Regions from separate parts of the Mus musculus genome. Here all the other regions are linked to region 1. Evidence: chromatin loops called from intact Hi-C (ENCODE). Cell type or tissue: left cerebral cortex. All regions are shown on one strand. Region 1 holds the start of Wapl (WAPL cohesin release factor). Region 2 holds the start of Shld2 (shieldin complex subunit 2). Region 3 holds the start of Gm52113 (a long non-coding RNA gene). Region 4 holds the start of Bmpr1a (bone morphogenetic protein receptor, type 1A).

Evidence for each region. Hi-C counts contacts between places; a loop is a spot of excess contacts. Peaks named below come from ENCODE experiments on the same cell type or tissue, not always from the same donor. Only the 100,000 strongest peaks of a DNase experiment are listed, where the experiment ranks them.
Region 2: it touches region 1 in a loop (5-fold over the local background); 4 of 42 quality-filtered maps call a loop at or near these places.
Region 3: it touches region 1 in a loop (2.1-fold over the local background); 15 of 42 quality-filtered maps call a loop at or near these places.
Region 4: it touches region 1 in a loop (4-fold over the local background); 3 of 42 quality-filtered maps call a loop at or near these places.

The regions. Positions count from the first base shown.
Region 1 is chr14:34,669,927-34,677,926 of GRCm38, forward strand. It overlaps Wapl (WAPL cohesin release factor), which reads left to right and starts at 4,002. Exons shown (of 19, transcript NM_001004436.4): 1 at 4,002-4,434; 2 at 7,028-7,548. The coding sequence starts at 7,050. It overlaps 5830448L01Rik (RIKEN cDNA 5830448L01 gene), which reads right to left and starts at 4,742. Exons shown (of 1, transcript NR_165636.1): 1 at 3,045-4,742. In left cerebral cortex, no CTCF peak of the experiment used is centred here; DNase peaks (open chromatin) are centred at 3,906, 4,475 and 4,732; H3K4me3 peaks cover 2,808 bases; H3K27ac peaks cover 1,370 bases.
Region 2 is chr14:34,307,543-34,315,542 of GRCm38, forward strand. Shld2 (shieldin complex subunit 2) reads right to left here and starts at 2,975. Exons shown (of 10, transcript NM_001360074.1): 1 at 2,625-2,975; 2 at 1,498-1,552. Glud1 (glutamate dehydrogenase 1) reads left to right here and starts at 3,185. Exons shown (of 13, transcript NM_008133.4): 1 at 3,185-3,800. The coding sequence starts at 3,356. In left cerebral cortex, a CTCF peak has its summit at 3,159 (motif pointing left); DNase peaks (open chromatin) are centred at 3,107, 3,929, 4,316 and 4,896; H3K4me3 peaks cover 4,567 bases; H3K27ac peaks cover 3,205 bases.
Region 3 is chr14:34,612,628-34,620,627 of GRCm38, forward strand. Gm52113 (a long non-coding RNA gene) reads right to left here and starts at 7,725. Exons shown (of 3, transcript XR_003951117.1): 1 at 7,490-7,725; 2 at 2,625-2,791; 3 at 1,984-2,521. In left cerebral cortex, a CTCF peak has its summit at 4,369 (motif pointing right); DNase peaks (open chromatin) are centred at 2,729 and 4,388.
Region 4 is chr14:34,497,293-34,505,292 of GRCm38, forward strand. It overlaps Bmpr1a (bone morphogenetic protein receptor, type 1A), which reads right to left and starts at 5,254. Exons shown (of 13, transcript NM_009758.4): 1 at 5,103-5,254. In left cerebral cortex, a CTCF peak has its summit at 4,575; DNase peaks (open chromatin) are centred at 4,279, 4,774, 5,085, 5,549 and 2 more places; H3K4me3 peaks cover 3,315 bases; H3K27ac peaks cover 2,488 bases.

The DNA.
Region 1 (8,000 bases):
GATTGGAGGGACTATGGTAGTTTTAAATAGGCTACTTAGGGTCGGGGCCACAAGCTCATTGGAGGAGGAGCACTGCTTAGCATCTGTTGGACCTTGAGTGAGTCCCCCTAGCCCCTTTCAGATTCATTGGACATCTAATGGAAATGAATGGAAAGGCCTGGTATGAGACAAGCCACATGCGGGGGTGGGAGTAGGAGCTTCTGTGAATAGTGGGTGTGTGTGCAGAGTGGAAAGAGGAGGAGCTACGTGTCGACAGGTAAGGGCAGGGGCTAGCACACATCCTGGAGTCCTCTGCAATTCGAGCTCTACAAGATGCAAATGTGCACTTTATAATTTTTTCCCACATCCCAGAGCAAAGGAAAAAAAATGGTGCTCATGTGGTCACTTCTTTTTTTCAGTGTACTGAACTAGACTCTGGGGGGTGGGGGTGGGGTCTCGTCTTCCCTAGGCAGCACACAGAAGGGAAGCCTGTAGCATCAAAGGATACAAACTGGGCTGAGACCCAGGATTCTTGTTTGTTACTTAACTATGACCTTGGGGGGAAACCCCTAGATATCTGAGCTAGGAGAAGAGCATTAGATGAAGGAAATGCTTAGTCTTTTTGATCAGGTGAGCACCACATGTCATCTGGGTGAGGACTGCAGAGGAGAAAAGAGCTGTTTCTGAGTCAAACGTTATCAGAGTATGGCTGCACACACCTATAATTAAAGAATTTGGGAGTGGAGACAGAAGGGGCAAGAGTCCAAGGCTGTATTGAGCCCTGTGTGGTTCTGTCTCAAAACCAACCAACCCACTGACCAACTAACCAAAGAAATGGAGAAATATGTCAGGACTCAAGCAACACAATGAAAAGCTTCTGGCCTGTATGGCGTCCATTATCCCATTCTTGTGTGGCACTCAGGATCAGGGCAGGGGAGCATTGGCTTTCCATGGACTGAGGAGGCAAGAGGGTAAGGTTGTGGTACAGTCTTCTGGGTCACAAGAGTCTGAACTCTCCTCAAGATAAGCCCTAGAGTTGGCATAATCTGTCAGTCATGATACAAGGCCCCAGAAGGTAGAGAGCTCCAGCACAGCGCTGCTAGGTAGTCACGTGGCTAACTCACCATTTCACTTCATAAATCATGTACTTCTTTTCCCACTTCCTCACCATGAGGCTGGCTACGATCCTCCTTCTTCAGCTTCCTGACTGCAGGTGCTACAGTCCGTGTATCTATACCTGGTTTCATGTATAACTTCTGCTACATTTAAGAGTATCCATACATGCAGCCGGGCGTGGTGGCGCACACCTGTAATCTCAGCACTTGGGAGGCAGAGGTAGGCAGATTTCTGAGTTCGAGGCCAGCCTGGTCTACAGAGTGAGTACCAGGACAGCAGCCAGGGCTACACAGAGAAACCCTGTCTCCAAAAACCAAAAAAAAAAAAAAAAAAAAAAAAAAAAGAAAAGAAAAAAAAAAAGAATATCCATACCTATCAATAAAGTTGAGATTATTCCTTTGTTAGTTGCAGTGCCAGCCTTCCTATATACCCTTTCCTGCATAATGAGGAGGACAGTCTAGGGCACAAATGAATCCCCTAAAAGCCCTAGCTGCATACTTGATGCATATTAGGTTCTTGACTCTTGTGCTTGTTTATGACAGGCAAGTACTCTATCACCAAGTTATAGGCCAAGCCCAGTTTTCCCTTCCATATCTGAATCCAGACTGGCTTGGGATGCTTAAAGCTCCTACCTTAAACTCAGAAGGACTGGGATTGCTCTTCCCTTTCTCACCCATCCTCGGTGGATTACATGTTGTGGATCTACTATATAAACCAGTGCTTGTCAAACTCTGATGTGTGAACCCATTGCCTGGGGGACTCCCACTAATCTGCAGATGTCTGGGGTTGGGGCGAGGCTGGGAATTATCCCTTCCCAGCAAGGTCAAGGGTTATGCTTAGATACTGACATCGGGTCATTCTTTCAGTAGTAGGAATTTAGACACAACTAAGTTCTATCACTTAAGATAAGGACCCTATAAAGGGTGCCAAAGACTGTTTCTTTAATTAACCTTTCCACTTTTGCTTCACTCAGCTTCAAAACCCACTAAGTGCAGAATACTAGCAGGGCTAGGCCAGAGGATATTTCTCTTGGTTTTGGAACCTCCTCCAGGAAGATCTTGCAACTACCCCTCTCTACCTCTTTTGGCTTTTTGATCTTACCTTTTCCCTCTGATGATAATTACCCTCTAATTAGCACCCACCACCATGTCATCTAAATAATTAACCTAAGTGCAGACTGCACCTCTGCCTGCCATCTTCAAACAAATGATAAAACAATATCCTAAGCTGCTGATTAAAAAGACAAAATTGGCCCAAATAGGTCATATATGTATACCATATATAGTGCAAGACTGGTTCCTTAGCATAAGTTAAGAGGCGATGGCCTGCTGTGAAGTCAGTCAGGCTGATACTGGGGAAACTGCAAATGCAAGAATGTAAGTTATGAACTTAGGATCAAAAGGAAAACAATTCAAGTGTTGAAAATCCACCTTAAATTCCTATTGGGAAGTGCTCATGTTTTTTATTTTTAAGAGGGTGGCAGAAGGGAGTGCCAAGGGCATCTAACCAAGGGCATGCTGGAGAAAAACTCTACTATTAACTTATCCTCTCAGTCAGAAGTTTTTATTTTTCCTTTTTAGCTTTGTTGGAAAAATCCATTGACTACAGTGGAGGGAGCTTGAAATTTGAGGAGTCTTTAAAAGCAAATCTGGCAGAAGAGGTTGTCTTTTCACTAAAAGCAATTAGTAGTTTTCTAATTTCTCAGATGAGTCTCCATTAGCTGCAAGGCCAATGACTGACCACTCACTTCTCCTAAGGGAAACTGTTTTAGAAAGCTATTTTCTCATTGAAGGTTTAAAATAAAACCTCTCCAAGTTTCTCAACCAGGTGATTCACTGACATGAAAAAAAGTCTCTGCAGAAGAAAACTTAAAAATACTCCGTCCATCATTCACTACCTTCTTGTCCGGGACTAGTTAGTTGAAAACCCAAACCAAAACAAACAATCCGTCCCCCCCAAACCAAAACTTTATTATGAACAATTTGAGACATAAATACTGGTATGATAGCATATGTGTACATATCCCACAGCTCCAACATCGAAGGACATCCTCAGTTAATTTATTCCCTTCTTTCCCAGTTTCCAGAGGCTTAGTCTAAAACAAAATAAACGTATTGGATCATTTTACCTATCAACACTTTAGTGTGTGTGTGTGTGTGTGTGTGTGTTTTAAATTTAAAGCCACATTACCGTAAGCACGTTCGATAAGGATGACGATAATTCCTTAGTAACATAAAATACTCGGGGAGCGGGGGTGGGGTGGGGGTGTGGGGTGTCATTGCTAACAGGTAGGGGACAGAACTCCGTAGTGGGGACTGAACAAGAAAGGAGAGAGAGGATGAAGTGGCCGGCTGAAGCGGATCCCGGCTGCGAGGAGACCAGCACCCGACTGCTCCAGGTTTCGCTGCTCGTTTACCTGCGTTGGCTCTCTCGCACCGTCAGACCAGGTCAAAGGCGGCCCCAAGTTCCCCGCCTCCAAGGTCCGGGCGGTGGCCCAGCAGGCTCGGCGCAGCTGCACAAGTCTCTGTCCCTAGACACCGGAGGGTCCCTGGAGGGGAAACGATTGACACAGCTGCCTGCACTGTGCCGCGAGCCTTCCCGCGCTGCACCTGCGTCTCGTCGCGTGGCTAGGAACTGGGACTGGCTCCGGAGTCGGTGAAGTCCAGCAGGCCCTTAGCCAGAACCTATACCGTTCGCCAGCTCCGGAACCGGGCTTTAGACACCAGGACCTTGCGGAAGAGAGAACTACAACTCCCGTCGGGCCACGCGGTCCGACCAATGGTGGTAGCCGGCGCGTGCGGGGCGCGGCGCCTGCGCGGCGGTTTGAGTAAGAGGCCGTACGATTGGCTGCGGAGTCGGGCGGCCGCGCGGGGCCTGTGGGAAGCGGAGTGACGGAGCGAGCGGCTGTTGGAGGAAGGAGGTGGGGGGCCGGGAGCGCAAATGGCGTTGAGATGGTTCAGGGCCCTGTTCAAACTCCAGCGCTGACCATTCACCGGCGGAGGCGGCGGCGCAGAAGGCGGCGGCGGCCCAGCGGGGGCACGTAGCGGGCTCGGCACCGGCGGCGGCCGCCAGGGAGGCCTAGGCCCTGTCCGGCCGGCGCGCCTGAGGTGGGGAGGGAAGTTGCGGGGCCGCCGCTCACCCCCCACCCCCCCTGTCGCCCGAGCTTCCTATTTACCGAAGCGGAGCCGCGGACTGTGACGGCAGCAGAGCCCCTCGCCCCTCTCGGTGGCACCGGTCGGCACTGGTCTCTCGCGCGGGGCTCCCGCGCCCGCCCGCGGGCCGTTGGGAGCCGGAGAGGCGGAGGCGGCCCGAGGCCAAAGCACCCGCCAGGCGCCGAGGGTAAGTGAGGTCTCGGGCGGCTGCCTAGGCCCGGAGTGAGTTGGGGCGGGTGGAGGCGGCAGGGGCGGCGCGAGGCTCGTTGCTCACCTGGCTTCTAAGGAAGTTGGGCACCGGAGGATCGCAAGAAACTCTTTCCCTTCCCACCTCTTAATTTTGCCTTTTGAGTTCTTCTCCGGCTACTTGATTTGACTTCTCTTTTCCAAACCCGGTCCGGTTGATTTGAGTCCCGAATTCTTTTTCCCCGTCGTCTCCTCCGCCTCTAGCCGTCACCGAGAGGCCTTGCTTCGGGGACTCGGTAGCAGAAGCTTCCGGGGCGTCCGAAGCGACATCCCTTTCCTAGGCTGTGGGGGTTGGGAGGAGAAAAGTTGCGTGAGTGTCCAGCCCGAGGGGTGTCTCGGCTCCAGCCTCCGGGCGCACTCGCAGCCTCAGGTGAGGGTTTCTGTTTGCCCATTCCACTCTCCTCTCTTTATTGAAGCCCCCCTAATGCATTACCTTGGGTGTCTTTCCTGGAAGTGGCTAGGTTTCTTTACAGCTTCAGTGTAAGGAGGTTGGTTGGTTGTTTTGTATACCCTTTCCCTAATTTAAATCGCAGTGCACTTCCATCAAAAGTCAGCTGGGCTTTGGGATGAAGCGAAGGCCTCCCAAATCGAAAACAATCAGTTGTGAACCTTCTTTTCCTTTTTAGTTAGGACTGTTGGTGAAATTTGAAGCCAGAACAAGATAGTGTGTCTGAAATGTGCGTAAAACGTCATGCCAAATATATATGCTGAATTTGTACATATGTTAAGCTTAGATAATGCCATCGCAGTAGTCTGCTGACTTTTTAAAATGGACGTTATGGAAAACAGTAAAAGCAATCACGTAACTCTTGTACTCATATCTCCTGGATTCTGTACATAATAACTCAACCATATTTTCTAATCAGTACGCTCCCCATTCCTTAATATTAAAAAAATCACTGATATTTCATCAATATTTAATGATGTTAATACATCAGCGAATATTTCTGAGACGTGATCTTTTAAAAATACAGTTGTCTTATTACTTAGCTCAGTATCATATATTCATTTGCAGATCTTAATCTTGCACAGTGAATGCTTTACTGTTTTTTACGGTGAGTTTTTCAGATGTCATAAAGAAGATCAAGTCTAGATTTTTTTTTTTTTTTGGCTTTAGTCAGCATTTTTAGATGATTGCCATGTATGTGTGCCCAAAACATTCCAACTTTGTTGGAATGTATATATGTGTGTAGGTCTGCGTGTCTGTAGTCAGCTTAAAGAAATGACTTTTCTTGCCTTTGGCAGCTGCCCAATTACACTTGGTTTTGTTTAATAGGCTATACTTAACAAGAAAGACAATGAAGCTTGTTAGTGTTCAGAACTACAAAATGGAAACTCTCTGAGGAAAGCTAAAATTTCTTTTAGCACAGATGTGTACGATGACTAAATTATTATTTTATCTGATCAGAGTTGTTTTCCTTTCAAACATTAGGGTGGTGGTGAGTTGTCTTCTGAATATTTGCTGAACTAAATTGGATAGTGATTCGTTAAGTTATAAGAACTTAATAGAAATACTAAAAGTGTAGCTCAAAAATATTTGAAAATATAAGTTAAATATTATTCTTATTGTAAGTTTCCAAGTAATGAAGATTTTCCAAGCCCTTAAGTAATTGCTTACCTTCCCCCTAGAATTGATAAATTGATATTTAAACTGCAGAAGGCCAAAGTGTTAAGAAATGGATAATGATTGATTGTGCTATAAAAGCACTATACCTTATATTTTTTAAAGTGTTTGATTTTTTTTTTTGACTTTTCTTGTAAAATTTTTTCAGTATATTTTTGGGTAAATCAGGTAAATGAGTTTGTAAATTGAAGAGGAAAATCAAGGCTATATATTTCTATTTTATAATAATAAATCATGTACCTTTGTAAAATGGAGTTCTCCAACTTCAGAAAGATGTTACTCAGCAATGAGATACAGGAAGTAGAAGAATGGTTTCTTGAGTTTAGGGAGATGACCATTGAAGGAGCTTTTTAAAGTCAGTTAAAATCACTTTAGTCTAAGAATCAGAATCTTTAAGCTTGGGTAGAAGCTACAGATTGTACTCTATGAGAAAATAAGTTTTTCTAACCCTTTATGAGGAGCTGTAAAAATGTCAAAGAACTAAGTTTGGCCAACTGACATTGTTTAGATCCTGGAAAACTTAATATATTGTGACTAAAGATTTTGTTTTTGGGTGTTTACACTATTCTGATTAAGTTGTGTATGAAGATATGGAATTTGCATGTTTTAAGTTAGATTTGTAGGTATTGCATTGTGAGTTGGTTAGTAGTAAGCTTTTTTTTTTTAAACATTGTAAGTTTCATATGAATATGTCCTTATTGTAAAAACAAGCCAAAACACCACCAAACCTGATGTATGGAAGTAAAGGATGGAAAACGAACCTCTTCAGCTCACTTATTCAGACTAGTTTCAAAGTTTGTGTGCTGAATGTTGAAAACTATATAAGGAAGTCCTAGGGTCTTATTTTTATAGAGTGCTTAAAACTTGTTAAAAATTTGCTGATTATATTTTCTTAAATTTCTTTTCACAGGGAATATGAAACAGGTGTCAAAATGACATCCAGATTTGGAAAAACTTACAGTAGGAAAGGAGGAAATGGCAGTTCAAAATTTGATGAAGTTTTTTCCAACAAACGGACTACTCTTAGTACAAAATGGGGTGAGACCACATTTATGGCTAAATTAGGGCAGAAGAGGCCCAATTTCAAACCAGATATTCAAGAAATTCCGAAGAAACCTAAAGTAGAAGAAGAAGATACTGGAGATCCCTTTGGTTTTGATAGTGATGATGAGTCTCTACCTGTTTCTTCAAAAAATTTAGCCCAGGGTAAGGGTTCATCTTACTCAGAATCTAGTGAGGCTGCTCAGCTGGAAGAAGTCACTTCTGTATTTGAAGCTAATAGCAAATGTAGTCATGTGGTGGGTGAAGACAGTTTTGCTTCCGACAGATGCTTACTTGTGGAGGATACTTTAATTGGGAAAGAGAAGAGCATAAGTAGAATTCCAGAAGACAACGCAAACAAAAGTAGTTGCACTAAGTTGCTAACTTCAGGTAAGTTTTGATGTTCCTATAAGCCAAGAAGGCCTTTTTAAAGCTACTTTTGTGATAATGAAATTCTAATTTATTACTTGTGTGCATGGAGTGTTTGGAAAAAAAGGGCAACTTTGTATAGTTGTTTCTTTCCATGTTTTTGTGGGTTCTAGAGATAAATGCAGGTTGCTAGGCTTGCGTTGCAAGCACCCCAACTGAGCCATCTCATTAGCACCCTAAAAGAGCCAAGTGCTTGATGGGCATTGTAGTGCTTGCTTTTAATTCCAGCTCTTAGGGGGCAGAGGCAGGTGGATCTACTAGAGTTAGACACCATGTGTGTACTGGGAACTGAACCTGGGTCCTTTGGAAGAGAAGCCAGTGCTCTTAACTGCTATATTATTTCTACAGTCCCCTTGTAAAAGAGCTTAAAACTTTAAAGAGTTGGAGGCCAGCCTGGTCTGCAAAATGAGTCC
Region 2 (8,000 bases), 360 kb before region 1:
GTCTCCTTTTGAAATGGAAATTACTATGCATAATTAAATTGTAATTTGGATATTATTTGTCTACTTTACACAGCAGTCAGATGTAAAATTAAGTAGAGCAAATATATGCTTTTTGGATAAGAAAAGATAACAATTTTGGAGTCAAATATGAAGTTTGACTCTTCGCCCACTTATTAGATAGGGGAACATCCAACAATGTGCCCCCAAGCCTCAGGCTGTCCTTGTAAGTAAGGAGTCACAGTACCTCCTTCTGGAAGAAAGGAAAACTCCATCTGTGTTCTAAACAGGGGTTAAAGAGGCGGGCCTGGAGAAGTTCACTCTTTCTCTTGGGGGATGTGAGAGAGTTGGGGGGAGGGTTCCTCACTATATAACCCAGGCTCCAATCCAAATCAGAGATCACCCTGACTCTGCCAAAGAGCATGGGCATGTGCTAACATGCCTGCTCACTCTAATTTTTAAAACCTACCAAGATTTTGTGTAACTTGCACGTAATGTTAAAACATTAGATTGTTAGATTTTGTGTAACTTGCATGTAATGTTAAAACATTAGATTGTTAGATTTTGTGTAACTTGCATGTAATGTTAAAACATTAGATTGTTAGATTTTGTGTAACTTGCATGTAATGTTATATTTTGTGTAACTTGCATGTAATGTTAAAACATTACTAAAATGTTTTAATAAAAAACTATATTCTCAGGTTCTCAGAGTTCTAAGTTTGTTTGCTTCCTCCCTTCCTCCCCTTAAGACAGTGTCCTTCTGGCTATTGAGTTCATTATGTGACATGAATGTTGTGGCCTAAATTCATGGCAATCCTCCTGCTTCAGCCTGATTCCTCCTGTGCTGAGATTACAGACAGCACCATAGACCTTATCTATTTTTAACATACTAACACACAAGAGATATGAATTTTTTTTAAATAAAATAACTTCTACAGTTATATTTCTTTATATTTCTTCTCCCTTCGAAAAATGTCTTCAATTTAGGTAACTAAAGCATAGAAAAAGTAATATTAAACTTATTTCTTGTTTTTTGTTTGTTTGTTTGTTTTTTCGAGACAGGGTTTCTCTGTGTAGCCCTGGCTGTCCTGGAACTCACTTTGTAGACCAGGCTGGCCTCGAACTCAGAAATCCGCCTGCCTCTGCCTCCCAAGTGCTGGGATGAAAGGTGTGAGCCACCACGCCCAGCTATTAAACATTTTTTAAGGCTATGACTATCAGTAAAGAAAATTGATATGGTAGTTTAACAGGCAATCCCACTGAGCTACACAGTGAGCTACAGACACGCCTGGCTATAATGTGAGACTCTTGTTTCAAAACAACAATATATCAAAAGATATGCTTCCATGTGCTCACAGACACTAGTCAGGCTAATGCTTAAACCTCAGGATTTGGGAGTCTTATTCTTTTGAAACTTTAGGTTCTAGGTAGAATGTTTTGTTTTGTGTAATATAAAATCATAGAGTGATAATATTATCAAGTGAAAAGGAAATTTGGTACCTTAATCTTTTCACATCAAGCCAAAATCATGCTGCAGGCCGGAGAATCTTTTTTGCTAAAAAAACACAATACAAATATAATTAATGGTTATCATTTATTGTTTATTACAAATATAACTATATTTTATTATATCAACCACTGTTTATATTGATGTAATTAATATTAATACATAATAAATACAGTTAACGGTTATCACTCAGCAAATAAGATAAGATATAAGTCACTGGGAAGGAAAGCTCAATATTGCTTTAGAGTTCGCTGAGATAAATGAATGCAACTTAACTGGTCTAGGTTGTCACTTCACGTGTACAAAACATTTTAAGAACTAAGAATTTCTCTTTCATGCTTAGTAGATGAATAAAGTCATGTAAGAGATGAATAGTGTCACAAAGTCCAAGGGTTTACAAAATCGCCAAGGCACTCTGGGGTGATTTTACTAGTAATGTGGCACGTGATAGGTAGCTTGACTTAAAGGATGTTAGTGTGTGTGTGTGTGTGTGTTCAACTGGATTTTCTTGTAGCTTTGTTTGAGAAAAATGAGTATCTCATGTTGCCCAGGCTGGAATCAAACTCTATCCTCCTGCCCCCACCTCTCAGGTTCTGGGGTTCCCAGAGTGTAGCACTCAAGCCTGGCTACCATTGTGAAAATTATAACTTAGTAATCAGATCCTAGACCATTTAAATAATATGTGTATGTATATATATATGTATATATATGTGTGTATATATATGTGTGTGTGTATATACACACACACACACACACAGGATGTCACATTCCTTTAATCTAAGCACTCAGGCACTCAGACAAGGCCAGCCTGATCCATAAAGTGAGTCGCAGAAATTAAATATATATACTGAGACATTATATTTCTAGTTTACTTTAGGACGTGATTCCAAAAGAGGGGCACACACTCAGTCAATGGTGGAGTTACAACTATGTGCGGGTGTGCTGACTCAAGCCTGTAATCCTAGCACTCAGGGGAGTGGGCTGGGGGAGCAGAAGCAGGCAAGTTCCCATGAGTTCTGGGCAAGCCTGGGCTACAGGGGCCCTGACTTTTCAAAAAAAAAAAAAGGTAAAATAAAGTGGCACGCGAAAGAGTCAACAATGCTTTGCATAACTGTTTTACCTCAAAATCGCTGAAGTTGCCTACAACAAATTAAAACCTTGTGCAAAGTAAAGGCCTGTGGGGTCAGGGCCTCCCTCCTGTCCTGAGGCTTCTTGCTTTCCCGGTTCCTCAACAGTCGGATTCGGGATGAGTCGGGATTTGCCCCGCGCCTCTTCGGCTTCGGCGCGGCGTCACTCTCCGGCCGGCCGCGCAGCGGATCCGCACACCGTTCCGGCCCAAGGCGGAAAGGAGGGGCCTGGTGACTCATGCGGCCGGGGCTGCTGGCCAGCCAGCGAGGCCTCCCTGCAGTCCGCTTCCACCTCCCAGGCCGCCGCGCGTGCACACGGGACCGACCTTCCGGGCCGCGGCCGCGTCCGACCGCTCTCAGGAGCCCAGGCCTCCGGGCCGCAGCCCGCGCGCGTCCACGCTAGCCCCGCCCCCGCCCGCGAGCATGCGCACCAAGCCCATCTGCAAAGGCGCGCCCCCCGCCGCCGCAGCCGCACGCGCCGCCGCCTGGAGGCCGGGCAAGGCCGCGGCGGAGGCGAGGCCCAGCGCCCTGGGCGGCGCGCGGCCGCCGAAGTCCGTCCTCCCGGTGGGGCGACAAGCGGCGCAGGGGAGGGGACAGCCAGACAAGCAGGAAGCCGCGGCTTAAAAGGGCAGCTCGCGCCCAGCCCTTCCTCCCCGCGGTCCAGGCCTGCGAGCTCCGGTCTTTACAGCTCCCGCCGCACTCGCCTCAGCCCGCCGCCGCCGCCATGTACCGCCGTCTGGGCGAAGCGCTGCTGCTGTCCCGCGCCGGGCCCGCTGCCCTGGGCTCTGCGGCTGCAGACTCAGCCGCGCTGCTGGGCTGGGCCCGCGGACAGCCCTCCGCCGCCCCGCAACCCGGGCTCACGCCGGTCGCCCGGCGCCACTACAGCGAAGCGGCCGCCGACCGCGAAGACGACCCCAACTTCTTCAAGATGGTGGAGGGCTTCTTCGACCGCGGCGCCAGCATCGTAGAGGACAAGCTGGTGGAAGACCTGAAGACCCGGGAGAGCGAGGAGCAGAAGCGGAACCGGGTGCGCGGCATCCTGAGGATCATCAAGCCCTGCAACCATGTGTTGAGCCTCTCCTTCCCCATCCGGCGCGACGACGGCTCCTGGGAGGTCATCGAAGGCTACCGGGCCCAGCACAGCCAGCACCGCACGCCCTGCAAGGGAGGTGAGCGCCCTCCGGCCCCTTTCTGTCCTCCCTCCCCTCCAGACTCCCGTAGCCCGGGCCGCTACTCGGCCCAGCCCAGTTCTGCAGGCCGTGCCCCGCTTCGGGCTCCCCCGCCTCGGGTGTGGCAGCCTTAGAGGATACTGATTTTTTTTTTCCGCCCTAAAACTACCACGTAATATGCCAGCCTTTTTACTGGGCAAGTCTTCACCCCAAGCCTCTGCTTGTGTTGATGCTGACTTCACTGAGGACACTGTACAGCTTTTCTTTAGCCTCGGTGCCTGTCATGTCATAGACCGTGAACCCTTAACGCCAGCAGCCGACGATACAAGAACAGAGAAAAATTATCTTCTTTTTGGAGTTGGAATCTTGAAAGTTTGATTAACCAGCGCAGCTTACTAATCTTCTAAATTATTATAATTTTACACTGATGGCTTTTTGTGTTGTGCCTCTTTTCTCCCCTTGGAAAATGTAAAATATCGAGCAGAGTAAGGTCTCTGACAAACAGGGCGACCTGACATTAAATCTAAAGGGTGTAGACTACAGAACTGCCTGCCAGCCAATAGAATGAAATAGCCCTGGGGGTGTGTTCTTGTCCTGGCTAGTACCAGAATTGAGCCTAGGCAAAAGGTAGAGTCCTTAGGGAGTTGAATCAGTTAGATTTGGTAGTTACCAGGGTATCCTGTGGTTTAAACTTTTGGGATGTGTGTAGATTGGCTTACAGCCTTTTTTTAGGGAAGAAAAATACGTTTTTCATTTTCTCTCCACTACAGTACACAATCATACAGCGTTAAAGGTGCTTTAAAAAAAAAAAAGACTATTAAAAGAAAAACCACCTTTTTTCTGTTGCTTAAACTTAATGTATTGAGTAGGAGTCTTGATGGAGGTTGAATTGGCAAGTGAGCAGAGGTTAGACTAGAACAGTGATTCATTTCATTGCAACTTCATAACTGTAATTTTGCTACTGTTAGGAGTAGTTATGTAAATATCTAATAGGCAGGATATTTGATATGCAACCCCTTCAGGGGTTACGGGGGACCCACAGGTTGAGAATTGCAGGACTAGACCTTTGTCTGCCTCGGTTCTGTCCAGTAGTCTTTTTACTACCAGCTGACTAAAAACTATAGAAATGTTTCTGCACTGGAAAAACTGGGGCTGTGATGGTGTTCCCAGTGGTGGAACAAAGGTTGTGGCAAAAGGTTTAATGATTTACCAAATTCGCATTGAGTCTACCCAAGTCTAGGATCTCCCTTTGGAGCCTAATTGTCCCTTAGCCCTGTAGTTCCCTCTGCTAGAAGCCATTGGAACCACTTTGACCTCTGATTTCCCATGCAGCTCAAAATTATATAAAAGGGGTAGTCATTCTCCTACACCTCACCTTCCTCTTTCTTCCTTCCCTCCCTCCCTCCCTCCCTCCCTCCCTCCCTCCCTCCCTCCCTCCTTCCCCCACAAGCCGGGAACTCAAATTCTACCCCCCTCCAGAACAAACAAGGATGTCTGTCGAGCCAGAGGCATTGTATTGCAAATGCTAAACTGTCCTTGTCTTTACAGAGGGTGTGCATCCTGTGATTTGGTGGGTTTTTTCTGTCTTGTTAGTCATTAAAGCAATTTGAGTTTGCCGTAGTTTTATTATTTTAAGTGCTCTTGTCACAGAAGTTTTAATAGCAAAATATTGAGCCTAGCAACAAATATCATCAGCCTTACCAGATCACAGTAACCAAAGCACTTGCTCAAAGTGGAGTGAACAGAGCAGAAATAGAGAAACCCGTTTGTAGTTAGTTAACAGTAACAGCATTGCATGATGATACAGCAAGATAAAGTAACGTTCTACAAAGTAAACCATTACATTTATTTAACATCACACTGCCTCTTCGCCCCCTGTCCCATGCCTAAGTGAATTGTCTTCTCATAGTGTTTTGGGAATTTTGTTCTTGATCCTCCTGCCTCATCGGCTCTCCCAGTGTTTATTACGAGAGACCTCATCTGTTCCTTGACATCCCTTTCCCAGCCTTGAGCCCTCTCTATCTAACCTTTCCTCCACAGCGACCTTACACCTGAGTTTCCTAAAATAAAGCCCTCGAGGCTGAACCAGGTCTGGTGACTTGCTGCAATCCTAGCTCTGAGAGCTGAGCCACTCAGTTAGACCCTATCTCAAAAAACAGGAATAAATCCTGTACTGAATCAATACAATAGTCTAATCTATAGTGAAAAGAGATAGTTTAAAGTAAAGACCACCTGGAAGTGCTGGTGAGTACTTTATTTCAAGTAAATATTTAATAAAACTTGGTTTTGTGATTTTTTTTTTCCTAAGTCATATTTAACTGAGGCTACTAGATTTGCCTCTGGTAAGGATTTACAGAGGACCAGAGACTTAGATAAGAGCTGGAACTCAAAGCCTGGATTCTGTCAGTAGCCCGGTATGGCCATATGCGTACCTGATTTTCTGTAACACAGGAAAATCTGAAATTCAGTGCCAGCCTGGACTACATAGATAAGATCCTGTCTCAAAAAAAAACAAAAAACAAAAAATCTATTTTTGTAGCAAAGATGGATACTGTAATAAACAATTGATTTGACAAGATTTGTTCAAAGGTTCTGACATGTTTTCAAACACAGCAGAGATTGTTCCCGGTGGACATGATATTCTGGGTACATCATCTGTCATCCAGTTGTTTGCTAGGGTAAATCTGTGTTTGTGGTGGGTGCCTTCCCTCACCTCTCCATTTGTATGTGTCTCTCCTGAAGCATCTGTTCTGAAGAGAACAACTTTCTCAACAGATTGTTCTGCTACCAGTTTTAGTGTAAAGTTCTTAGAATTCAGTGTAGGGAGGGGCTGGAGAGAGCACTGTGGTTAGGGCATAGGCTGCTCTTGTGGATTTGATTCCTAGCACCCAGTGGTGATGCAGAGCCATCCAGAACTCCAGGGCCAGTGGAGCTGTGCCTGCTCTGCCCTCCTCAGGCATCGTGCACGGATGTATATTCATACAGGCAAAGCATTCAGACACATACGGTGAAAAGTTAAAAAGGTTCAGAAGGGAGCTGGGCGTGGTGGCGCATGCCTTTAGTCCCAGCACTCGGGAGGCAGAGGCAGGCGGATTTCTGAGTTTGAGGACAGCCAGGGCTACACAGAGAAACCCTGTCTCGAAAACCAAAAAAAAAAAAAAAAAAGGGTTTAGCGATCAACTGACTATAGGAGCCACTTTCTTTGTTTTCTATCTTGCCCCTCAGTGTCTTCATCTCATATTTAGTTAAAGTTTTCCCGTTAGTGGTTCTTTCTCCTGTGTTAGAACTTCCTCAAATCATTAGATGAGTATCTTGTGTAACTGTGTTTTGCTGCTACGAAATGCAATACAAAAGTTAACTTGTTTTATAAGCCATATAATTCATAGATCCTTTAGCACTCAGCTGTGAAGTAGTGTTTGTAATACATTTTAGTTAAATGCAGAATTGTTTGTCTTTATACAGACATGTCATTTCGTAAAAGCCATGTGTCCCCAGTCCTTATGTGCAAACAAATGAAGAGCTCTGAAACCTGCCACAGTGTATACTACATATTTCCCTTCTCCCATTCTGTAAGCATTGACACTTAACTAGTAGTTATGGGTGTCTCAGCACACCGTGTAGAATCTGCAAGTCATAATCGGAAACTAAGCACCAGTGCACATAACTTCAGAAAAGTGGGTAATGATTAATAGGCCCATGAAAGAACTGAACAGGTGAGATTTTTGGCTTAAGACCAGAAGAAATTGAATTTACCACTGTAATCATTTAAATTCTGAGAAAATCAGATTTTATCCACTAATGTTGCAGATGTTAAGAACAGAAGGAGAAAGAACTCTTAGTTTAATGTTCTGCTAGTCTTTAGAGATTTTCAGGCCAGCCAGGACTACACAGTGATCCTGGGTCCTCAAAAAGACAAAAGATGAAATGATAATGAGAGGTTCAGAAAGCTAGCTGCATGGTAAGCTCATCTTTGTGCCTGGGGGATGGTATGCCCCTCCTTGGGGAAAGAAACTTCCCTAGTTGAATCCTTAGTTATATGTAAGGTATTTAAGTTCTATAAGGCATGATAGCATATTACTGAACCAGAGGAGGGACTGTAGAAACCACCAGTTTATATCCGAGTCAGACCCAGTCCTTGTAACTAATTTCTGAAAAAGGTTGATCTTGTGAGATTGTTGAGCTTTTATTTAACCTGTGAGA
Region 3 (8,000 bases), 57 kb before region 1:
GTGAAAATACCCATAGAAAAGAGGCCAACACTTCCTAGCTATTCATAAAGACTTCTTCAATCCAAACAATGCATCATTTACATTGATAGAATTTCTATTGTCACATAAGCAGGGCATTTGCTTTCATTTATGGTATTTTATTTTGTCATGCACTTTTTGTTACTGAACTAACAAATACTCATTTGATAAGAGTTCAGAAGTATAGACAGGTATAGATCAGCGAGTAAACCCACCAGTTGTGTATGGTCCTGGGAGGCTAGTTAATATTTTTCCAGGAAAGCAGCGCCATCCTGCCATTGACCAGCTTCACTTCTCAGTGTGCAATGATTATTTCTCTATGTCTATTCTCTTAGGTCTTAGTATTTATTGCTGATGGCTATAAAATGTCTTACCCTGTGAGAGCAGCATATTTTATTTAGCTAATCTCCTAGTATTTTTTAAAATTCCATTATAAATTGACTTACAAATAAATAATTTCAAGCAGCCACTGTTACCTCATTAAAATGCATATTAAATAAGGCACTATACATAAAAATTGCAAATTTTATATATTTTTAGGGGCATGCTGGAAAAAAAAAGAGAGAGAGAGGAAAAAAAGTGTTTTGTGACTACAAAGTAATCAAATGTGCCATAACAAAAAACCCTAAGTAGAAAGTCTACATGTGGGCTGGAGAGATGGCTCAGCGGTTAAGAGCACTGACTGCTCTTCTAGAGGTCCTGAGTTCAGTTCCCAGCAACCACATAGTGGCTCACAACCATCTGTAATAGGATCCGATACCCTCTTCTGATGTGTCTAAAGACAGTGACAGTGTACTTCCATAAACTTAAAAAGAAGTGCTATATTTGATGTGAAGAATAAGACCCCACTTTCTATAAGGAGTGAAGAGGCAGATCATTTTACAAAGTCTGGTGCAGTCTCAGACCAATGCCAGCGTGCTGAGGAGCGCAGAAAACAGTTCTTAGAACCCAGTGCGCAGGCTCCTCCCTTCTTTTCTACATGTGCCAAACACTAAAGTGGTGCAGGCTTTAATGTCATCTGCCACTTACAGTTGTTTATTTCTCAGTCAAGACTATGCGTGAGTTTATCTCTTCTACAGTCTGCTTATTTTCAAGCCTTTCAGTGCCTGGGATGTGTTAAGCCCTCTGTGACAAATGTTCTACTCTGTGTGGCTGTGAACAGTGTTCTACTCTGACCTAGTTTGTGTAAGGGGAGGGGTTGGGGGGGGCAGCGAGTCTAGCGGGCACTAGCAAGGGTCCAGGGATTGCCATTCATCTGCAACAGGTCTTAAGACACTTTTGTCTGGAAGAGGGAGGATATACAAGTTTCATGCAAATTTTATGGTAATAGACCAAAGGAAATCATAAACCAAGACACTGTTAGATGCCTCCATGGGGAAAGCAGGTGACCAGGGACCCAGTAGAAAAACCTCAGATATAGACACCAGAAGTAATTTAACAGTGAGTGACACTGTTAGCTTCAGGTAGATAGAAACTAGCGATCGAGTAAGTCAACACTTCTTAAAAGGCTTCACATGACTGCCTCAAAGATGTAAAGATGTTAGACAAAGATGGATAATGAATGTTTACTAAGGGCACTGAAGTAGTCCAAGAAATTTGGCTCTGCAACATTCCAACTCTCCAAATCACAAAGTTCTAATCAGTTAATTGGTATTGCAAAATCTTTAATATAGATGTGATTTTCCCCCCTCTTCTGAGAGTATCAGTTCCCAGACTGTAATTTACTTATTTGCTCAACAAGTTGGATTTAGGAGCAATGTTGTTTCGTTTGTTTTTGGTCCCCTATCTGAGGTAATTTCACACGTGTTCGTAACTCCTAATAGGAGTCGTACAAAAGCCCAAAGACCCATAGTTTTGGATATGTCTTTTTTTTGGGGGGGGGGAGGCGTCTTTAATATGCTGGTATTTCTAAATTTCTTGAAACAAGGTCTTTCTACGTGTCACAGGGCCTCAAACCCCAGGAGTCCTGCCTTCGGATTATAGGCATGCACCAGGAGGCCTAGCGCATTTCTGAAATTCTGTGAGAGAGCAACAATGAAGGCAGGTGCAGGTGGTGTAGTCAACCTACATTTTATAAAGTCTTTTAATTCTTGGGGCATCTTTCCGGCTGAATAACAAAGCGCTGCGCTCCCAGCCCCTCAGGCGCAGGGTCTAGGAATATCCCGGACCAAGGAGTACAACTCCGAAAGTAGCAGCGTTCCCTCTGCGCAGAGGTAGAAGGGGGTGGGGGGAATCCGGGTGATCTCCTCTTGGGGACACCACCACCGGGTGGGGGTCATGCGATAGAAGAGGCAGAGCCCGGCTCAGCTTTCTATAGACTGAAGCAACTCTAAGCGGAACCCCAAAACCCTGTCCACTGGACCGGGTCTCCCAGACTCCTATGGCCACCCGCTGAGCAAGCCTGGGACACAGTATTATTACCCAGGAGAAAAGAGAAAGGTTCGCCAGCGTTGGTGGGGGAGATGATGGTCATTCTTTGGTGTTGGCCTCCATCAGCTAGCGCCTGGGAAAGAGGGGGAGGGGAGGTACTGAAACAGTGTTGCAAAGCGGTGGGAACGTGAACCTCCTGTTTGCTCCTGTTTCGGTGGGGGCAGGAACTTGTTTACCTCCGGCAGTGCAGGCACTTCCGCATCGCCCCGAGGACAGTCCCACACGGACTAGTAGTTTGGTAGGGCAGCCAGCATCTTCACCTGCTGAGTCACCTCACTAGCCCTCCTCTCCAAGGACTTCTGCTATCAGCTCCGCCTTCTATACAAAGTGAAGGATACTGAGTCTGGAATAGGGAACAGGAGAAGCAATGCTTTGTGACTCGTGAATGGAACTAGGCTTCACAAGCTAGTCATCACTCAGGGACCAAAGCAGAGACAGACTCTGAGAAGACAGGAGGGGAGATCTGCCTAGTGCTGTTCTGTGGGTGGTTAATTATTCTGAGACTACCTGGGAGGTCCCTTAGTTTTTTTTTTTTTAATATGTATGAACACCTTGATTGATGATTGAGGTGGGAGGGTCCAGCCAATTATATAAGAAAATTGAGCAAGCCACAAAAAAACAAGCCAGTGAGCATTTCTCTGCGACACCCTGCATTCCTCAGCTAAGTCAACACAGGAGTGCAGAAACAAAGAATTCCTTTGAGGATTTGGGGCGTAGGGAAGTATTTACCTGGTGTACTGAGGCTCCCTTCCCTGGCCACACAGGTCCCACCCAGCCTTGGGTTGCCCTTGGGAACATCATGTGCCAACTTTACACGCAGGGGGCCCATCTGCTTCAGGGTCTGAGTGGTGGATCCTGGAGAGTTCCACCCACAGGAACATCCTACCTACAGAGGCTCCTCAGTCCACCCAGAGAGGACCACCACGGCTCTGAAAAGTGAAGTGTGGATAGGCTGGCTACCCAGGCTGCAGAGATGGGAAAGGCCGCACCTCTGTTTTCACAGAGGTGAAGCCTCCCTACCCACCACCCACATGTTGGTTGAACTCTGACACCCCCCCCCCCCATACCATGACACACGTGCAGGGCGGGCACACACACACACACACACACACACACACGGGATAAAATAAGAATGAAATATGGGGAGGATCAAGTGACAGGTAAGAAAGGGACATAAGAACACAAAGAGAAGCAGTCTCTCGGAGGGACAGTGTGCTAATGGCTGTGCCTACTGTCCACAAGCCCAACTTCAGAAGCAAACTTGCAGATTCAAGGAGAGGGGTCTACCAGCTTCTAGTAAAAAGGCTTCAAAAAACCTGTTCACAGATAATAACTGTGCTTTTCTGTGCCGCTGACTCCTGTTGGGCTCTGTCTAGGTGTTTTCAGTGTCCCTCCCTGGTCCAAGTTGGAGTTTGCCTCCATAGTCACAAGTAAGGGTCTACCACAGGAGTGGAGACTCCTGAGTTCCTTCAAAAGTAGATTCCATGCCTGCTATCTGAAGAGGTCTTCCCAACATCTCAAATGTTCCATTTCCAGGAGACCTTTCTTCTCTGTTGTATCTACCGCCTCAGTTGCAGGCATGCATGACCACACCTGGTTTTATGCAGTGCTAGGGCTCAGCCCCAGGATTTTGTGAATACTAGGCAAAGGCTTTGAGTTACATTCCCCATCCCAGAGACTGAGTTTGGCTGACTAGAAACAGGAAAATGGAGGCCTTGCCAGGGGGAAGACGCTAGGGACCCTTTCAAGGGCCGCTCATTATACCTCCAAAGTCCAAAGGCACAGAACACATCTCTCTGCCACTTGTGTTCTTGTTGGCCTTGGCTGAGGAGGGTGTGTATGGGGGGGCAGCTCTCCAGGTGAACCCTGCTTTTTGGAAAGGGACTGCATAAGTAGCCTCAGTACACCCAGCCTGCCACTGGGTGGCACTGCCGCATCTCAGGACAGGGGGCGCTAAAGGGATTCGTTAGGTAGAGGGCTCCACTCCTCTCTCTAGTGCTGTGCCAGCTGCTTCCAAGCTATAGTTACAGACGGCTTCTGTATGTGACAAACATAATCAAAGAAAAAGAGGCTATCAATTTAGCGCAGGGCGGCTGGGTGAGAAAGGGAGGGGGATGTGATGTAATTCTATTTCAATTGAAACGTTTTAAAAACAAAAAAGTTTAAAAATAAAGTAAATATTTTGAAACAAAAAAAAAAAACTGTAAAAACACAAAGAAATAGTTCCTGCCCTCCAGGAGCCCACAGTGGAACAAATGCTTAGATAACAAATTACTTGCTCCAATAATAGACATAATTACTTGCTTCGGCAGAAGAGCAAGGAATAACAGGCTCCATCGGAAGGACCCAGGGGAGGAGGCCAGCAGCTGATTCAGCAGTAGCCCATTCTAGGACAGGACATCTCTGGTGGTACCTCCTGCCCAGAGCACTTGGAGCCGGGGTGTGCTTCTGGGAAGGTTTTCAGTTTTCAGATTTCCTAGGAGTGGGGACTCTGGTAGCTGAGGGCTGGTGGCGTCTGTCAGCTGGCCCAGGTGTATAAAGTGGGCCACTCTGTGTAGGTGCTCTGTCACATCCCGGTGAGGTGCTGTTTGCTGGTTTTACAGCACTTAACCTAAGCTCCTGGTGTTAGGACAACTAGAACATTCTGAATAACATTAGTTGTTCCAATTAGCCCCTCTTGCCACCGGGAAAGGCAGACAAGGGGACCCCTATCCTTTTGCTGTGCCTTTCTGGGGTTAGACCTCATGTCCCAAGTTTCCAGCTTGTATTTGACCTTGTCTCAGGAGCTCTCAAGGCTCAATGACTATGTCTGTGAAAAGGGTCCTTCCTGGTGGGCTGGAGGAGGTGGGGATAGTGTGGGATGAGGGGTTCTCCTCTGCTAACTTCAGCCAGGAAGGAAGGAGCCATGGCAAGCCAGAAGTCAGTCATTCTCCACAGTGTCTGTAAAATGGGAGGGCTCAGGTTTGCAGTAGAGACAGTTAATACCCAGTAGATACATCGTTACTAAATACTTACAGGTAAGACAAAGTCGATTAGTTTCCATAGTGGCATATGCATCTATCTAATGTATCTATCTATGGCTAACATCCTGGCGCCTGACTTAGGACTGTTGCAAGTTTGAGGCCACCCTGGTCTGCACAGCAGTACTGGGCCAGTCGGAACCATATAACTGGATTCTATCTCTAAATCAATCAATCAATAATTTTGTAAAATCCGTGTTTTTTTACATACTCTCTTTAGAACTTAACTCGAATGGGGTTGCAGTTCATATTCAAATGTTTTAACTAAATTCATTTTGGCAAATCAAAACCCAAAGTGGAGATGGACTGGCTAAGCTTTTGGGTTTTGTTGGTTTGTTGAAGACTGGGTCTCAGACATCTATGCTGAACCTGTAGCGATTTTCCTCCAAGGCTGAGGTTTGAGACTGGCTTCTCCAAGCAGCTTAGCATGGTAGGTGAGGGCTGTCGGAGGGTGGGTGGGTGAGGTGGAAGGGGGTAGGGGTGGGGTTGGACACTACTGTTTCCCTATGTCCAGCCTCCAAGTTACCTTTGCTCACCCCAGTTAGGGAGCACAGGTCACTCTTCATTTAGTGTATTCCATGGCCACACAATTGCCGTGGTACAGGGAAGCTTTTGTTTCCTTATTTCAAGGTGAAACCGCAGGAAACACGATGACAAGGGGAGAGGGAAGGTGGAATTTACAGGAGACAAAGCGCTTTCCCCTCTAGCCTGGCTTTGGGCTCTGTTCGATTCTAAACAATTAGTTTTGAAGAAGAAAATGTCTATTTAGTCAAGCCTGGTGGCACGTGCTTGCAGTCTCTGCACCTGGGAGGCAGAGGCAGCTGATTTCCACGGGGCCCAGCCTGCACAGAGAATTCCAGGGCAGCCAAGGCTACTGGATAGGGAGACCTTGTCTTTGAAACAATGAAGGGGAGGGATTAAAGAGGGATGTCGCAATCAGATCAAGGCACGCCCTTGACACAAGCCTTTGGGTACAGCCCTGTGCAGGCAGGTTATATGTAATTAGCCTCCAAGTTAATACGGAGCTATTGGCTCAAACCAGATGGTGTACTTCTGCGTTCTGCGCTGATACCTGAATGTGGAGCAAGGAGATTGGCGTGTGTGTGTGTGTGTGTGTGTGTGTGTGTGTGTGTGTGTGTGTGTGTGAGAGAGAGAGAGAGAGAGAGAGAGAGAGAGAGACTGCAGTCAAGTCAGGAAGTTCTCCTACAGCAGCTCTGTCTACCGTGGAACAGTTGAGCCAAGCCTCAGTTTCTAAGCTTCAAACAAGCTTTCCTTTTAACTTTTATGCTAATAAGTCACTTTCTTTCCCGGTGGGAACAGCACTGCTATAAGATCTCCCAGGAGGAAAAGTAATTGATATTTTTAATGACAAAAAAAATGAGTTTAACTGCTATTTCCAATAAGATGGATATAAAACATGATTGAAAAGCTGCTGAAATGGATTGGTGGATTAAAACATTTGTTATACAAACTGGTGATCTGGGTCTGATTCCCAGAATCACAGTAGTAGTGGTAATAGTAGTAGTAGTAGTAGTAGTAGTAGTAGTAATGAATAATGTGGCTCCTGCATGTGATCCCAGTACTCGAACAGGCAGGGACAGGAGACCTGACCAGCTATGTCACAGACAGTGCAGCTACAGAAATAAGAGACGCTGCTTCAAAAATAAGGCAGTGGTAAAGAACTGAGTCTCAAAATGTCTGACCTCGCATATATATCAAAAGATGGCCTAGTCGGCCATCACTGGAAAGAGAGGCCCATTGGACTTGCAAACTTTATATGCCCCAGTACAGGGGAATACCAGGGCCAAAAAGGGGGAGTGGGTGGGCAGGGGAGTGGGGGTGGGTGGATATGGGGGACTTTTGGTATAGCATTGGAAATGTAAATGAGTTAAATACCTAATAAAAAATGGAAAAAAAAATGTCTGACCTCCATAAATGTGCAGTGGCACACAAACACACACACCTACATACACACACACACACACACACATACACACACACATTGATTGCAGATAACATACCAAGTATTAGATGAGTTTTCTTCAGGAAATTAAAGATTTGAGCCTCATAGAACATGGTGAGAAGAGCCTAGCTCACCTCTGGAATCCCACGCCATTCGAGAAGCAGAGGTAGGAGGACTGTGATGGCTATTCCTTGTCAGCTTGACGATATCTGGAATGAACTACAGGCAAGAATTCAGGAGGGTTCAGCTGGGCAGTGGAGGCACACACCTTTAATCCCAGCACTTGGGAGGCAGAGGCAGGTGGATTGCTGAGTTTGAGGCCAGCCTGGTCTACAGACGATGAGTTCCAGGACAGCCAGGGCTACACAGAGAAACCCTGTCTTTGTGTAGAAAAATAACAAAAAAACCCCAACAACAACAACAACAAAAAGAATTGGAGGGCACACCTGTGATCCAGATCTTGAGGCTGGAAGACACAAGTTTCTGACCTGGATCTTGACATGGAGATCTTGAGGCACAGTGGCCATGAAAAGCTTGGGCCCAGGCAAGGTAGTACATGCCTTTAATCC
Region 4 (8,000 bases), 170 kb before region 1:
CTTAGGCTAACAACAAAATAGTAGGAAGTAAATGCCTAAGGAAATGCAGACTGAGCCAGAGAAAGGCAGTCTTGGATGATTTAGATTTTGTACTGTAAGCTAATAAGCCAAAGAAAAACATTTAACAAGGACAAATGATGAGTAAAACGATTTCAGTAATCTGTAAGTACTTTTTCTTCACCAAGAGAACATCACTGGTCATAAGCTCTTTCTTACTTGGAAACACTGCCAAGGCTAAATGAGCGGCTTTTCTGGCAAAAGTCAGAAACCCAGCAATGCCACATCAGGACCCAAAGCATAATCAGCAATATCAGCAACTAACTGCTCTGCACTGAAGTCATGGAAGTTTTCTTCCTTCCTTTTTTTTTGTTTTTTTGTTTTGTCTTGTTTTGTTTTTACTACATTGAGCAGCAGTGCACTACACTCATGGGGGTAAAAGGACAACTCGTAGGGGTAGGTTCTGTCCCTCCGGCATGTGGATCCCTTCCTAGAACTCAGGTTTACATCAAGATGAGCCCTCTTCCTTTCCTTTCTTTCTCTGCAATGGGAAAATGACCTGAGAGTTCACATGTTCTCTTTGACTTTTGAGACAAGAAACCAACAGATTCCAACAGGTTCTTGTGATATCCAAGACTGCAGCGCTACACTGCAATAGAAACAAACAGTGCCAGACATTTTCACCAAATGGGAAACTCAAAGTCTTACTGCTTTTTGGATAATTTTTTATAGTTCTCAAATTATCCATACTAGATATATTGCTCTCATAATTGTAAAAAAAATGTTTTAAACTGCTGAACACATCACAAACATCCTTACTCTACAAATCACATTCTAGAACAGATGTGTGGTAGACAAGCCAGGTTTCCTTGTTATCTACTAATGTAAGATCCCTGCAACGTCCCCTATGTAGATCTTAACTAACTACAGTTAGACAACTGCTTGCTGTCAACCTCTTTACTCAGGCCTTAAGCTGCTATTGCTTGTGATCTTTGCTAAATATATCAGTAGAACCTGGGAAGAAGTCCATAGTATAACCATGAGATTGCTCCAAAATTATTTTGTATTTCTTCAGATTCTAAAAGAATTACCCTTAGAAGGCTAAGAACCAAATGGATTTTGCCTTCTCTCTCCAGAGCTATCTTTAGGAAAACTACCATTGGCCCAACCCACGTGGTTCTAGAAGGACCACTACAGGTGGTGCTGAAAAGATCTTGAGAGAGAAGTGGGTAAGGAAGTGGATAAGGAAGGCCCAGACACTCCACGCATAATCATCTCTGTAGGAAACAGATTTATGCAACTAGAAAAGGTTTCCTTTCTCCTGAAAGTAGGCAGGCCCAGGTAAGCTCATAGTTAGTTACCAGTGACCCTCTTCTGCCAGAAAATGTACTGACAAAAAAACAAAACAAACAAGCAAACAAAAAAACCCACCAAAATGACAGAATCCAATTACACCACTAGATTCAGTCACACTCATTTCTAGGTTTCTTTTTAATATGGTGGGGATAGGGCTTTTCTTCCCTTAATGTACATTGGGCTTGTCAAACTGCAAGAAAGTCACTTTTGAGAACTACCCAATCAATCTTGCTGTCAAAATACACAATCTATATGATAATCACTCCAGATTGTCTTCCTCCAGCCCAAATCTCTATGAATTCCAGATCCATACAGAAAAATTTCCCAAAAGAGCCTCCTTTTTTTTTTCTCCCTATGATCTTTGGTATTGAAGACTGAACCCAAGGGCTTCATATCTATACAAGTGTGCACTCTACCACTGACTGCAGCCCGGGCCCAGAAACCTCTATGTGGTTGTTTAAGGGCTGTTTTAAACTCCTAAGATAAAAAACAAAAACAAGAAACAAAAAACAAAAACAAAACACTACTTGGGGCTAGTGAGGTGGCCCGGGGATAAAGGTGCGAGCCACCAAGCCTGCCCAGTGGCGTTCAATACCCAGACCCCACGTGGTAGAGAGAACTGATTCCTATGAAATCTCCTGTAACCTCCACACATGTGCCCACAAAGGCACACAATCAATCAAGAAAAAAAATATATACACTATTTTTTTCCACAAACCCCCTTCCTCCACACACACACACACACACACACACATATACATACATACATACACAGATACACACACACACATATATGTATACACACATATATGTGTATGTATATATGTATGTATGTATCTATGTATGTATGTATATGCCAGCCATTCAAGGACAACAATCCCAGTTCAAACTGCTCCTGAAAAGAGAGCAAGAAGGAAAGCTACTCTATGATTCTGTGACAATTATAATTCCCTGTACTAACACAAACTAAGACTTGTATCAGAGTTGGCAGGAATACAAAGAAAGTCAGGGTATCAGGAAAGAAAGCAGCATGTATAGCTGTTGCCTACAGACTGGATGGGAAGGCCTGGGGAAAGAGTTAGGCTTGCTCCATTAGCAGGGACAGAGCACCGTAAGCCAGCCAGGGCTAGGGAAGAGCTCATCTAAGCTCCATTGCCAGGCACAGTGTTTTACATAAAGCACCAGAAAGACTCAAGTTCAGAGACGAATCAGGATTTGAGAAATAATCAGACAGAAAAATCTGAACAGTAATTCATGGGCGGGCCAGCCACACAGCTCAGCAGGTCAAGGTGCCTGCCACCAACCAAGCCTGAGGACCGGAACTTGAACCCAGGACCCACATGGTAGAAGGAAAGGCTCACTCCTGCAAGCATACACACAGAAATGAATGTAACAATTCATGGGACTAAGAAACATTTTTTTTTTTAAGTGATGGGAAAAGTGAGACCTGGAAATCGTTAAGAGAAAGGAGGAAGAACAGAGGTAGAAAGAAGGCAAAGGGGAATAAGGTCGCCATGGCACTGACGCCCCCTTTTCACCCACTTCATTCTTCTCCCTAACAAATGTCAGAATGCAAAGTAACATGTTCAGAGAAGTCTTCCTAGATTCTCTAAGCAGCACCAGCACCAGGTCAGGTCTCCACTGTAAGCCTGTATAATACCCTACACTTTAATTATCATCACAATTACACTTAATTATATAGAACTCATCCTTCCACATGTCTCCCCCACTAGACTTTAAGCTCCACGGGTCCAGGGACAATATGTGTGGTTGCCCCCCACCCTTAGTGTGTCAGAATACAGCACATATCCCTCCAATGAAACACTGATGAAAACATGGCAAGGTTCTGTTTTAAGGGTGAGAAGTCCAGTGTTTAGATGGGACTAAGCTACAGCTCCTTTGTGAATGTGAAATCCTGTCAACAAGGAGTTAAGTCGATGGATGGTCACCAGAGTCGGAGCAGGAAAAATAAGTCCACTCCTGGCAGCCTCCACAGGACGGGTTATGGATGACTGCACTCTAATCTTACTTCAATTTTGCTCTATTTTGCAATTTCTCTTTAGTGACTATTTATTACTTTTGTAAGAAAAAACTTCAAAATGTTAATATGATTTGAAAAGAAAATATAACAGCCTGAGAGAAGAGCAAAATTATAGAAAAGTTTTTGTAAACTATAAGATCCTAAGTACATGTGTACTTTTAAAAATCCAATACCAGCCTGGTCTACAGCCACTTGAAGGCCAGCCTGAGCTATGTATTGAAACTCTGTATCAACACAACAGGAACAACAACAACAAAAACAACAAGACAACAGAGAGGATAATTCATGCCCCAATCGGTAAGAAAAGGAAATGAATCAAAATGTTAACTAGTAAGTGGGAGGAGGTCCTCTAGAAGGAAAATAGAATGGAGAAGAAATCCAAACCAAAGATCAACCAGTGAACTCTTCACTCTTAAAAGGGTAGGGAGAAGGAAAGAAAGTTAAAAAGGTCTCCCCCTAGATTTGGGGGGGGGGGGGCGGCGGCGAGGATATAAAACAGAGTACAGGTTTAATTAAAAACCCATTCCAATTTTAAATCTGTTTTCCATAAACTCTGGGTTCCCAAGAAGTGTTCATAGTTTAGTTCTGACACTAAAAAAAAAACAAAAAAACAAAAACTAAGATAGTTTTGTTCAACATCTTTTAGTTCGAGAACAATGATAAGCATTAAATTACCTTTTATTTTATCTCGAAGTTTAATTTCCCCTCACGAGCAAACACAAGTCGGTTTACAACTGAAGCAACACAGGAGTTCGTGAATAACTAGACAACGCTCCTAGGTCTTTGCACAATTTTGCTTTAGTAAGAAGGCCATACTCTTGAATACGACGTCCCTGGGTTCAATCCCGGCTCACTTATCTAAGTTATTTAAACCTCTGCGTCTCGGTTTCCTCTTCTAAAGCAACAAAGAATACAATAACCAGGGTTATCTTAAGAAGTAAATGGCGTGACACCGGTGCTAAGTTCGTATCATGTAGTCAGAACGGTTTGTAAGCTGTTTAAAAGAGAAAGCCTGCAGCTCTTTAACCAAATGAAAAAGATCCACACCACGACTTACAAGTCACAAAAACGCCAGGCACGACTAACACACGGCGTTATTATTTTTCTTCCCTGCCGCGTTGGAGGTTTGGGATTTTTGGTTTTGGTTTTTTTTTTTTAATTTTTAATTTTCCTTTTCTTTGCCAGATCTTTCCGCTAGGAGTCTGAAACGGGGGTTGGGGGGATGTAACGCAACCCAGCACAAAGTTTTACGAAATCGAAGTGCAGAATCACAACAGACATGGCAGCGGAGGCCGCGCAGAACAACAGGTGAACCAACTCGCAGGGACGGAGGGGGAAACCCGGCGCCTTCCCGCAGCCAAGTTGGCGGGCGGGCCGAGCACTTCGCCCGGCCTCCGTCCCCGCACTGAACACGCTTCGTTCTCGTTCTCTAGCAGGGTCCCGAGACCCAGTCCCCGCAGCAGCCGCCGCGCAGCTCCGGAGCGGGAGCAGAGCACCGTTCCCATTTAAGGCTTCCAGAAGCGTCCCCGGAGTGGTGCGAAGGCGAACAAAAGGGCAAGCGCGGGCGGGCCGGGCCGCGGGGCCGGGGGGTCTCTCCCGCAGGCCCCGCGGAGGCGCGTCGCGGCCTCCCCTGCGCCGCCACCGTCGCCCCCAAACTTCGCCGGCCTCCCGCGGCGCACCCGCACTCCGTCGCCACCCGCCAACTCACCGGGATCCCGAGAAACTCATCCTCCGGCGCTCGGCGCGGGCGGGCACGGACAGCCGCGGGGCGGCGGGGCCCGGCTCGGCCTCCGCCCTCGGCGTGCAGCGGCCCGGGCCCGGTCGCCCCTCGCGCGGCCGTACAGTCGTCGTCTCGCGCGGGGCCGACGCGCGGGAGCTCGAGCCTCCCTCCCCGCCCTTCCCTCCTCCCTCCGCCCTCCTCCTCCTCCTCCTCCGCGCGGCGGGCAAGCAGATTCCAATCTCTGCCGCCTCAGCCGCGGAGGACGCTCGCTCGTTCGCGGGGCGGGGGAGGGGCAGCGGGGGAGGGGGGAGGGGCGGCTCGGGCGAGCAAGAGGCGCCGGCGCGCGCGCACTGGGAAGGGCCCGCCAGCTCTGCGCGCACCCGCGCCGGGGCGCCGGCCCCGCCCCGGACACGAACCGAGCCGAGAGCTCGGCGGAAGCGCCCGAAGGGCCCGTGGAGTTCGGCGCCCCTCTGCCGGGAAGGAGGCCCGGCCGCCGGCACGGGGGCGCCAGGTTTGCCGAGGGGAGGGGGTCGCCCCTCAGCGCACGCCGCCGCCGCCACCGCACGCGTGACGGAGGGGCCCACTGGGGCAAAGCTGCGTGAAGTGGACGATGCGGGCACACTCCTTCTAGAGCCGGAGCTCGGGCTCCACGGGAGAAGCGGCCCGGTGGCTCCGAGGGCACCGAGGCTCCCGGTGCGGGATCGGTTGCCCGTCTCGTAGTTGTGGTTGCAAAGAAAGATGTAAGGCACACTGCATTCATTACTCACCCCCTCCCTTCCCCGTCCCCCGGTGCTCTCTGGTTCTGGCCCGCCGGGAGGAACGTGGAGGTGCACGCGTTCTCCGGATCACGTAGCGAAAGCCTGGTTTCGGCCCGGGGGCCCCGCCGCTGGGGTGGCTTGTGATCCGCGGGCCTGCGAATTCCTCGGGCGTAAGATAAGGAGCGGCGAGAGCCGGCTGAACTGAAGTCAGCGGACTATAAATACGACTCTCAATCCACCTTTGGCTCAGCCGAGTGACCTCGGATACCCTCCCGAGGCTCTTTCCATCCTTTTAGAAAAATGCAAAGAACTGTCACTACCTCTTTTCTCCCTTTCCCCTCTCATTCGCCATGCAAAATGCCCTTAAAAGTATTCAGTGGCCTGTGGATGAAGAAGGAAAAGATAATCCCTTTTTAAACCAGTCGTTAAATATATAACCTCTTCCGTTTAAGTATTTCAACAAATATTTCGTATTCGTTCTGTTAATTCACTTTTCTGAGAAAACTATAAATCTCTTGGGAAATTGTTTAAAATAGACAGAAGAAAGAGTGAAGGAAGAAACTGTGCCAGGCACTTCATACTTGTGTATTTACACACATTCTGGCCTGGAGGGAAAAAGCAAAACAAAACTTAGATCCCACGGTATTCCCTCATATTCAGCTGAAAATATGTACAGTCCCTTATATTCTAGTTTTAACTAACTGTCCTTCGTGCCCCCTTTCTCCTCCGTCAGCTTTTGCCTTTAGGGCCATCAGTGCCTCCATTGTCTTTTGTTACATTTGAGTCACATTCTCTCGTCTTTTTTCTGAGCTGTCTGGGTCTTGAGTCATTGCAATATTCTCACTGCACTGAAGGAATAGTGTGATATCAGAGAGGTTTCTTGCATCCACTAAAAATGGTGACTTTTCTTTCCGGATATTTCTATATACCACCCCTCTTGAATTTGAAAAGAAAGAGCAGACCTTTTGTTCTAAGAGATTTGAACTCGTTGGCCAAAGGCCTTATGCCTATCCATGTGTTATGACAGAGAAGACCATGGCAAGTGAACCAAATGGTGTGACTTCTGCATCCTAATTTGATTTGCGGGCTAGAATCAGTCTGTGAAATAGACAAGAATCTCAGGTTGGAGCTTTAGTGTACCAAGACTGGAATACACACACTGGTGTTGCCTGATTTGAGTTACATGCTACTGAAATAAGAGCAAAGTGGGCACGGAGCTTTATTAAGTCATAGCTTTCTTCTCCACAAAAAAAAGATCCTTTTCAAGTGTTTGGGACTGTAGCTTGGCTTTCTCACGTTCTCCTTAAATCAACTCACCTAGTACCCAGACTTAACTCCTTAGCACATCACAGTCCACAGCCAAGTGAACTGGGCCAGGACATGGTTTGCTTTTGGGTTCCTGGCATGTATCAGCATGCCAGCCTGTTTCTCCGGTTTGCCTGCCCACTAAATGAACAGAGCCAGAAGCCCAAGGAGACATCTGGACACGTATGGTCTGGCCCCCAAAGTCAAAGGCAACACTTCAAGGTCCAATTTAACATTCTGTAATGCCGTAGAATTCCTTTAAGTAGGTTAATAGAAGGGACTAGAAATGAGCCTTTTCCTCTGGGCAGTCAGTTTTATCCCAGGTTCTAAAACTGGCATTTGTTGCCTAAGCAAACCAGGAAGCATTCCTACCTGATACTGATAGCTCCCAGCTCCTCCACAACACTTTTTTTTTTTTTTTTTTTTTGGTTTTTTGAGACAAGGTTTCTCTGTGTAGCTCTGGCTGTCCTGGAACTCACTTTGTAGACCAGGCTGGCCTCGAACTCAGAAATCCGCCTGCCTCTGCCTCCCGAGTGCTGGGATTAAAGGCGTGCGCCACAATGCGCCGGCTACCTTTGTTTTATTTTTTTGAAACTGGGTTTCTCTGTGTAGCCCTGGCTGTCTAGGAACTTGCTCTGTAGACCAAGCTGGCCTCTGCCTCCCAAGTGCTGGAACTGAAGGCCTTTGCTGTCAACCAGGCTTCAGAACACTTTCTAATCACCTATTCTATATTAATACTCCAGGCGCTCGTTTTCTTTATGTTGCTTTTTATTATCCGAATTTATTTAGTTTATGAACAGAACCCCTCCACCCTTTAGGGTTT